Regions from separate parts of the Homo sapiens genome. Here regions 1 and 2 are each linked to region 3. A link is a contact called in ENCODE Hi-C or POLR2A ChIA-PET data. All regions are on one chromosome and are shown on one strand. The core of a region is the stretch at or near the end of the contact, and the rest is flanking DNA. Distances in the headings are between cores, read along the strand shown.

Region 1 (2,700 bases), core at 94-2,593, 2.7 Mb before region 3:
TCCTGGTTTCTGACTTTAATGCCTATGGACATCATGTGGGGTTTAAAGCCCATTTGATGACCCATTTACTTTGTTGAATACCTCTTTGTGCCAGGCAAAGAATAAAGTGGAATAAAATGGACAAGATCCCTGCCCTCAATCTATTAGGGAAGATATTCTTGAAGTGAGAGCGGCTAATCATAGGCAAAAAATCCCCATGAAGCCAGGAGATCTGGGGCAGAGAGTGGAGTGAACTCACTTTTCACAATGACCCAGCAACATGGGAGAGGGTGGGGGCTGGATTTCAGCCCAGCCACTGTGCTGATGGTGCACAGCCCTTTAATGCTGTGTATCATCTCTTTTCTTCACAGTGCCATCTCTGTGGAGCTGTACTACATCTTTGCCACAGTATGGGGTCGGGAGCAGTACACTTTGTACGGCATCCTCTTCTTTGTCTTCGCCATCCTGCTGAGTGTGGGGGCTTGCATCTCCATTGCACTCACCTACTTCCAGTTGTCTGGGGAGGATTACCGCTGGTGGTGGCGATCTGTGCTGAGTGTTGGCTCCACCGGCCTCTTCATCTTCCTCTACTCAGTTTTCTATTATGCCCGGCGCTCCAACATGTCTGGGGCAGTACAGACAGTAGAGTTCTTCGGCTACTCCTTACTCACTGGTTATGTCTTCTTCCTCATGCTGGGCACCATCTCCTTTTTTTCTTCCCTAAAGTTCATCCGGTATATCTATGTTAACCTCAAGATGGACTGAGTTCTGTATGGCAGAACTATTGCTGTTCTCTCCCTTTCTTCATGCCCTGTTGAACTCTCCTACCAGCTTCTCTTCTGATTGACTGAATTGTGTGATGGCATTGTTGCCTTCCCTTTTGCCCTTTGGGCATTCCTTCCCCAGAGAGGGCCTGGAAATTATAAATCTCTATCACATAAGGATTATATATTTGAACTTTTTAAGTTGCCTTTAGTTTTGGTCCTGATTTTTCTTTTTACAATTACCAAAATAAAATTTATTAAGAAAAAGGCTCATGCAGTTGGAGGTTTTGGTCTGGATATAGGAACTCGAGCCCTGCTGTTAAGGGCACGGTCCTTTATAAAGCCGAGCTGGCCACTGAATGCCCGAAGCTCGAGTTCTCCAACCCAGCTTGGGAACTCCCGGCGTGGGGAACCTACATTGCCAGAGTCGGGTTTCCGCGATTCAGCCGGTGCTCAGCCTAACGGAAGTGGAGGAGCCGGACCTCTTTGTGGGAAGCGAATTGAATCACCTTGGCAACCCGCGGGGCGTGCAGCAACGCCCTTTCCTCCGGAAGTGGGTGTCAGAACCTCCACGTGCTGTCCCTCCCCCTCCCCTTTTCGGCCCAGTAGCGGCGGCTCAGTTGCTGCCATGGAGTCAGCCGGGCTAGAGCAGCTCCTACGGGAGCTGCTGCTACCGGACACCGAGCGCATCCGTCGGGTACGGAGCAGGCGTAACCGGGCCAGGGCGAGCGGGAGGTTGCGGGAAAGGCCCAACTCTCACCCCTAGCTTCCCCCCAGGCCACGGAACAGCTCCAGATCGTTCTTCGGGCCCCCGCCGCTTTGCCGGCTCTCTGCGACCTGCTAGCCTCGGCGGCCGACCCCCAGGTGAGACCCCTGACTCTCCCCTCCGAGCTTCCCACTGTACGCCACCGGTCAAGCCCCAGTATTCGCCCACTGCGGTCCGCTCAGCACCTTCCTGCCCGGACCCCCACGTGCTTGCTTCCTCGTCCTAGATCCGCCAGTTTGCGGCCGTGCTGACCCGCAGACGACTGAACACCCGCTGGCGACGGCTGGCGGCGGAGCAACGGGAGAGGTGGGCTGGGCCTGGGGTGGGGCGGGGCCAGGCGGAGACTTTTCTTGGGCAGGCTGGGTACCAAACACCTGCCACCTGTGTTCCAGCCTCAAGTCCCTGATCCTGACGGCCCTGCAGAGAGAAACAGAGTAAGTACCTACCCACTTCTCTCGGGATCTTGACGACTTTGTCTAGGTTTCTGCCTTCCTTTTCGGCTCCAGGCTGGGACTTGTGGGGCAGGGACTTCAGTTCTAGACGCAAGGTGGAGTGAGGATTTTAAGGCTGTTTTGAAGACTAAAGTTCTTGAGGAAGGGTGATGATGATCTGCCAAACCCAAGTCAGAAGAATAAGACTGAAATTCAGGCTAAGTTAGACTGAACTTACCAGATTACATGCCCACAGTGCTGTTGGGCTCCCTCTGAGCTGCTGTCTCATGTGTCCCAACTTGGCAAAGACCCTGTGCCCACACCTCCTGAAAGTTTCTGTCCTGGCTGCCCCATTGAGCCTGGCCACTGTGTGCAGAGGAAGGTATTGAAGGGTGATTGGAGGAGATCTCTCCTGTTTGCAGGCACTGTGTGAGCCTCAGCCTGGCCCAGCTCTCAGCCACCATTTTTCGAAAGGAAGGCTTGGAGGCCTGGCCACAGCTTTTGCAGCTGCTTCAGCACAGTACCCACAGCCCCCACAGCCCAGAGAGAGAGGTACCATCACATGGTTGGCAGGAGGGAGGGCCTGAGAGGCTGGATAGACCTTGTAAGCTTGCTCTCCCATCCTCTATTCTTGGACAGATGGGGCTTTTGCTGCTAAGTGTGGTGGTGACCTCCCGGCCCGAGGCCTTCCAACCCCACCACCGGGAGCTTCTTCGGCTTCTGAATGAGACTCTTGGTGAGGTGGGCTCTCCTGGGCTGC
Region 2 (2,700 bases), core at 94-2,593, 2.0 Mb before region 3:
AAACATACAATGAAAGAACTACTGAGAACATTAAGTCAGGGGATGCTTACTGTTTGAGTACATCTTACCTTTTCTGTAGGATAGGCACCAGCTTGAACTTTTTGTGTCAGTGATTTCACTTGTGCAGTTACAGCCATCACCTGAAATTAGCCCAAATAAAACAAGTGATTAGATTATATCAAATTATGTCTGCAAACTGTGAAGAGCAAAAGCTAAACAATGCCACCTAAAAATTATCTGAAACACTGTCTAAAGTATAGTACTATCTTCTCACTTCTCGGAAAGCATAGGAGAGATGGTTCTTCAAAAAGTTTAAAAAAAAAAAAACTTTCCACTTCTTAAAGAAGAGACCATCTTTTACTGAACCACAGGGAGGAGAAAAGGACTGAGAGAGTAGTGACTGAAGCACTGTAATTTTGTTTGTACTAGTTGAACTTACAATGCATAGAACTACATAACTCCCCGACTTATGACTTAATTTCCACTTTACGAGGGTGTAAAAGAAATATGCATTCGGTAGAAACCGTCCTTTTCTCGTGATGCTGGGCAGCGGCATCAAGCCTAAATTTCGACTTATGAGGTTTTCGAATTACAATGGGTTTATCAGGCCATAACCTCCATCGTTAAGTCGAGAAGCATCTGTATATAAGTGTGTATTACCTGGGCACCCAAAGGGCAAGTCATGTTACCATTCCAAGCACTGGTTTCCTTAGCTATATGAATAAAGGAAAACTATTCATATAATTTCTTTTTGGAGTTTCTTGTATTCCCTTGGGTGCAGAATCAATTACTTAGAATTCTGGCGTGAAAAGGTTTTGATTACATCATTTTACTCTAAGGTTTTTGGAAGCATTCACGTATCTCAATCACCAAAGTTTTGAGGTGAAGTACACAAACTCAAAGCCAATCCGTGACTAATTTATTCCAGAGGCGACACTACTCACTTGCTCCTGGAGATTTTTCAGAAGTGTCACGGCACTTGGCAGGTCGGACTCCAGCACCCCCTACAGAAGGGAGAGGAGGCGTAAAGAAAAGTCATTCTTTCCTCAGGATTATAGGAAAGTGGAACGTCTAGGGTGGGAAACTGCCCTCTCTCCGTCAGACACCCAGACTCGGGGCCTTCACACTCGGGTTCACAGACTCGCCTTAAAGCCAGCCCCTTGGGTTACCGGACAGGAACGGTAACTCTAGGGAGGCCGCCTCCCTGAAGCAACTTTCATCACCACCCTTCCCTGGTACCAACAGTTTGCCTCCAGCCGCTGAAGGCAAAGGACAACTCCACAATAGCTACGCGAGGAAGAAACCACACCAAACTCACCAGCGCCGCCATCTTCGCAAAGCCCACCCCTTCCGGTGTCGTACTTCCTGAGCGCTAAGGGCGACTTGATAGATTTGATAGACAACTGCCGCTTGCAAATCTAAGCCAATACGAATAAGGGCTTTCTCACTTCCGCCCCCAACAGGATAAACGAGAGGAGGAGTCTGATCTGGCCAATGGAATAAAGGAACTGGCTAAATTCGTCAGACTCAGAAAGAGTCGTCAGGACGAAAAAAAGCACTTGGCAAAGAGCGTGTGATTGGTAGACTGAGTAAAATGATTGACGGCAAGCCAATAAGAGACAGTCAAATAATTGATTGACAGTTGGAAGGACCAATAGAAAAAAGGAATTAGCAGAGCGAACTTAGCGCGTATTGGCTCCCGTCTGCCGCAGCACCCAGAGTCTTTTTTCACGGCACTTTTCTTGTAGTGCGTGAACCGGCCGCTAGGTGATGGGCCTTGGCTTGGCTTTGCGGTGTCGACATTGCAGAGCCGCCATTGCTGGCTGCTCATCCAACGGCCACCGCGCCAAATGCCTTACAGACCCGGTGGCCCTGGAATCGATTCTGTAACACTACTCCTTGTGTGACCGTGGACAAGTCACTCGGTCTCTGAGCCTTCTTCATCTGTAAATAAGAGAGCGAGGCTAGAGAAGCCCAGAGCCAGAGTTTAGAAACCGAGTGCGAGGACACCTGCCCTCTTGGTGTGCACTGTGGAGCGCTGAGAAACGGCTCCAATAACGCCCCGACACTCTTCGCTCCTACCAGTTTGGGGACATGAAAAGAATACGTTTTACAAATTGGGGAACGGTTCATATTTACATGACTTACCGCGGTCACACAGGTCTTCAGCAGAACTTGGTTCAAACTCTGGCAGTGCATGTTTCAGTATAACCTGCCTCATCATTACCCAGTGCTTTCAGATGTGTTCTCTCACTCTGGTTTTTCACAAGCTGGTGAAGTAGGTTGGACGGATACTCATTGTTCCCATCCCATGCCTTAGGAAATAAAGCACCGAAAGGGTGAATGATAGTGTATAATTTTTTGTTCACAACTCGTCCAACAGAGCTGGGTCTAGAAATCAGATCTTACCGACTTGAAGCTGTCTTTTGGAATTAAGAATAACACCTGTATCTGGGCAGGTGAGGTAAGGAAATCCTGGTATCTAGATCTTGCTGGATTCAAGAAGGCAGGAGGGTGTTCAGTCCCCACTCCTCTAACATTTAATTTGCTGCTTCAGGCCCACTGTGGAAGCTCAGGATGCTGTTGCAGCATACTTAGTCAATTATCCAGTAGCTTTTGTAATGTTTTATCAAGATTTGTATTATGAAAAGTTTCTATTTCTACATAAATTTTCGGACCTGTCTAATTAGATCAGCAATA
Region 3 (2,700 bases), core at 198-2,697:
CACAACCTCCGCCTCCTGGGTTCAAGCGATTCTCCTGCCTCAGCCTCCCGAGTAGCTGGGATTATGGGTGTCTGCCACCACGCCCGGCTAATTTTTTTTTGTATCTTTACTAGAGACGGGGTTTCACTATGTTGGCCAGGCTGCTCTCGAACTCCTGACCTCAGGCGATCCACCCGCCTCAGCCTCCCAAAGTGCTGGGATTACAGGCGTGAGCCACTGCGCCCAGCTTAAGGCCGAGTCTTATCACTCATATGACTTCTTGATGTCTCTGAGCTCCTATCATGTAAGACCATGCAATTATGTTACTCCTTGAGAAATTCCTTTAATAATCTGGAAGGATTCCCTCACTCACAACTTTAAAAAAGATTTCTTGGCCAGGAATGGTGGCTCATGTCTGTAATCCCAGCACTTTGGGAGGCCGAGGTGGGCGGATCACTTGAGGTCTGGAGTTCGAAACCAGCCTGACCAACATGGCGAAACCCCGTCTCTACTAAAAATACAAAAATTAGCTGGGCGTGGTGGCGGGAGCCTGTAGTCTCAGCTACTCAGGAAGCTGAGACAGGAGAATTGCTTGAACCCGGGAGGCAGAGGTTGCAGTGAGCCGAGATCGCCCCACTGCACTCCAGCCTGGGTGACCGAGCGAGACTCCATCTCAAAAAAAAAAAAAAAAATTAGGCCTTTAAAAAAAAAAAGGAATTCCTCCTTAAGTCCTGTTCTTGATTTCCAACTGATTCACAGTGCCCCTACTGGAAAATTTGCAGTGAATCCTAAAGCTTAGTAGCACCTATAATAGATACATGTCCTGATATTTTGAGTGAGGTGTCCATAAAGGATTACCCTAGGAAAGTGCAACTTTCACTCTCATTAGAAGAATTAATTTTTGCTTATTTGATTTGTTAAAATTGCTTTACTCCTACAGTTAAGTGAGAGGGTGGTGGTGGTTGTTGCCCGTAACCACATACGGCATTACTCCAGGGTTTCACGTCGTGACTGAGGGGCCTCCTAAGTGTATACAGCAGAGTATGTTCGGGCTGGACCTAGATAGTCGGACAGAACACCGACAGGGTCTTCACATTCTTTAAGCACTCTCACCCAGTCCCGGAGTCCGAGCCAAGATGGCTTCCCAGAAGTAGGTAACTAAGTGTTGTTTTAGTTCACAGCGCCCCCAATGGCGGGGGTCAAAAAAAGATGCCGAGGGGCCTGGCCGCCTGTGAACTGAGTCGTCAGAGGCGAGCCGCCGCCAGATTTTATTTTCAATCAGGCATATTTGTGGTCGCCTACGTACCCTTCTCATCCTCCTAGGACCTTCCACCCTCAAGAGACTTCCTGGATGGCGCTCACACTAGCTCGCTGGAAGAGGCCGGGCTTCGGTGCTGCCATTGGCGGATGGGAGCGCAGGGGGGCGGAGCCTAGGGAGAATGGACTACTAGCAAGCTAGATTGAGGCGAGGGCTGGCCATGCTCCGCCGGAAGGCGCCTTGTTCTCGGAGAGGGTGAGTTGAAACGCTGCCTGGAAAGGAAGTACCAGGACTTGCACAGGTAGGCTTCCCGCTCGCACCCGCTCCTCAGTGCTGGGCCAGGAGTCAGCAAAAGCTGAGGCTCTCAGAGATTTGATTTAAGTAACTCCTTCTCCTCTCTCTTCCACCCCCTGCTCGCCCCCCAGTTGTGAGGGATCAGGTGCGGGGTGATGCTCCGGACTGAACCAGTCTCCTTTGTGAGAGGCCGGGGGAGAGGGTGGCTGCCGGGCCGCGGGGTCCGAGCCGGGCCGAGCCGCGAGGGACTGCTTGGGACGCTGTGGAGTTTTCAGGGCTTGTCATTGCATTACTGGGCGTAGTGTAGATTGGAGGCGGCGCCTTGTTCTCCTCTCTTCAGAGAAGGGAAAACTCCTCGGCCCCGTTTGGTTACTCCATACTTTGGATTCAGAAATAGGTGGTTAGGGTTTTCTACTTCTTTTTATTTTTTTTTCTTCTGTATTTTAATAATAAAGGTGGGTAGGAAAGCATGGGGTAAGCGTAAGCAGATTGTTACTCATTCTCAGGTGTAAGTTCTGTGGGTCTCCTGGCAGTGAAGAGCAGGCTGTTGGAGAATGTTTAGAGATGGTGGGAAGAGAGGAGCTCAAGCCTTGCATCCTCCTTGACAGGTCTGCAGAGCTCACTGGTTTTCCGTTGCATTATGTAAACTCGTCACTGATAGAAGACCCTTCCCCCTGCTTTGGAACGAATGCAGTTTATTTACCTGTCTCTAGTGTCGCAGGGAATTTCCCTGCAGCAGCTGTATAAATGCAGCAGCCTCTTGCTTTTTAAGGGACAGTCTTGAAGCGGTTAGGGTCTTCACAGAAAAGGTATATAGTGGACCCATCTCTTTCGTATGGCTAAGCAAAGTGAGCCAGAAGTCAAAGATTTAGAACTCTGTCTTTTTCTATTAAAGAATAAACAGCGGAGCGCCCCAAACACAAGCCAGGGGAGCTGCCTTATCAGTGTCTGCTGCATCCTACCATCACAGCGGCGTCTACAGATCGTTTCATCTCCATGCTTTTCTGAGTTTGTCGACTCAGTCAAGGATTCTCAGCCTAGGTTAGCATATGCTGAAGTCATCTGGTGTGGGGCACATTACATATCGAAAGTGAGTTTGTGATTTGAATCGTGTCCTGTGTTAGTTAATTAGATCGTGTCTTCTGCTTAGGAATTTCTTTTGTATTGGT

What was found. Hi-C counts contacts between places; a loop is a spot of excess contacts on that map. ChIA-PET counts read pairs that join two places held with the same protein, here RNA polymerase II (POLR2A). Pooled maps may share reads with other maps.
Region 1: a pooled map shows a loop between it and region 3 (13-fold over the local background). The contact joins the promoter of IPO4 here to the promoter of CHD8 in region 3. A Hi-C loop is called at or near these places in 1 of 37 single-sample maps with no recorded cell type and 6 of 50 pooled maps. POLR2A ChIA-PET finds 5 or more read pairs at or near these places in 1 of 52 experiments (activated B cell).
Region 2: a loop to region 3 is called in a map of CD8-positive, alpha-beta T cell, with 18 times the contacts of the local background. The contact joins the promoter of NGDN here to the promoter of CHD8 in region 3. A Hi-C loop is called at or near these places in 2 of 168 maps with a recorded cell type or tissue (CD8-positive, alpha-beta T cell and ovary) and 10 of 50 pooled maps. POLR2A ChIA-PET finds 5 or more read pairs at or near these places in 1 of 52 experiments (H1).

What each region holds. Positions count from the first base shown.
Region 1 is chr14:24,187,459-24,190,158 of GRCh38, reverse strand. It overlaps IPO4 (importin 4), which reads left to right and starts at 1,343. Exons shown (of 30, transcript NM_024658.4): 1 at 1,343-1,440; 2 at 1,521-1,607; 3 at 1,736-1,815; 4 at 1,902-1,943; 5 at 2,363-2,492; 6 at 2,580-2,700. The coding sequence starts at 1,372. It overlaps TM9SF1 (transmembrane 9 superfamily member 1), which reads left to right. Exons shown (of 6, transcript NM_006405.7): 6 at 351-1,010. The coding sequence ends at 744. RefSeq lists silencers at 1,772-1,891, 2,137-2,347.
Region 2 is chr14:23,468,346-23,471,045 of GRCh38, reverse strand. NGDN (neuroguidin) reads right to left here and starts at 1,343. Exons shown (of 11, transcript NM_001042635.2): 1 at 1,319-1,343; 2 at 945-1,004; 3 at 69-140. The coding sequence starts at 1,330. RefSeq lists an enhancer at 640-1,580 and a silencer at 1,667-1,716.
Region 3 is chr14:21,454,870-21,457,569 of GRCh38, reverse strand. It overlaps CHD8 (chromodomain helicase DNA binding protein 8), which reads left to right and starts at 1,447. Exons shown (of 38, transcript NM_001170629.2): 1 at 1,447-1,538. LOC124903283 (a long non-coding RNA gene) reads right to left here and starts at 1,173. Exons shown (of 2, transcript XR_007064064.1): 1 at 1,093-1,173. RefSeq lists enhancers at 47-598, 875-924, 935-984, 599-1,150, 1,015-1,704.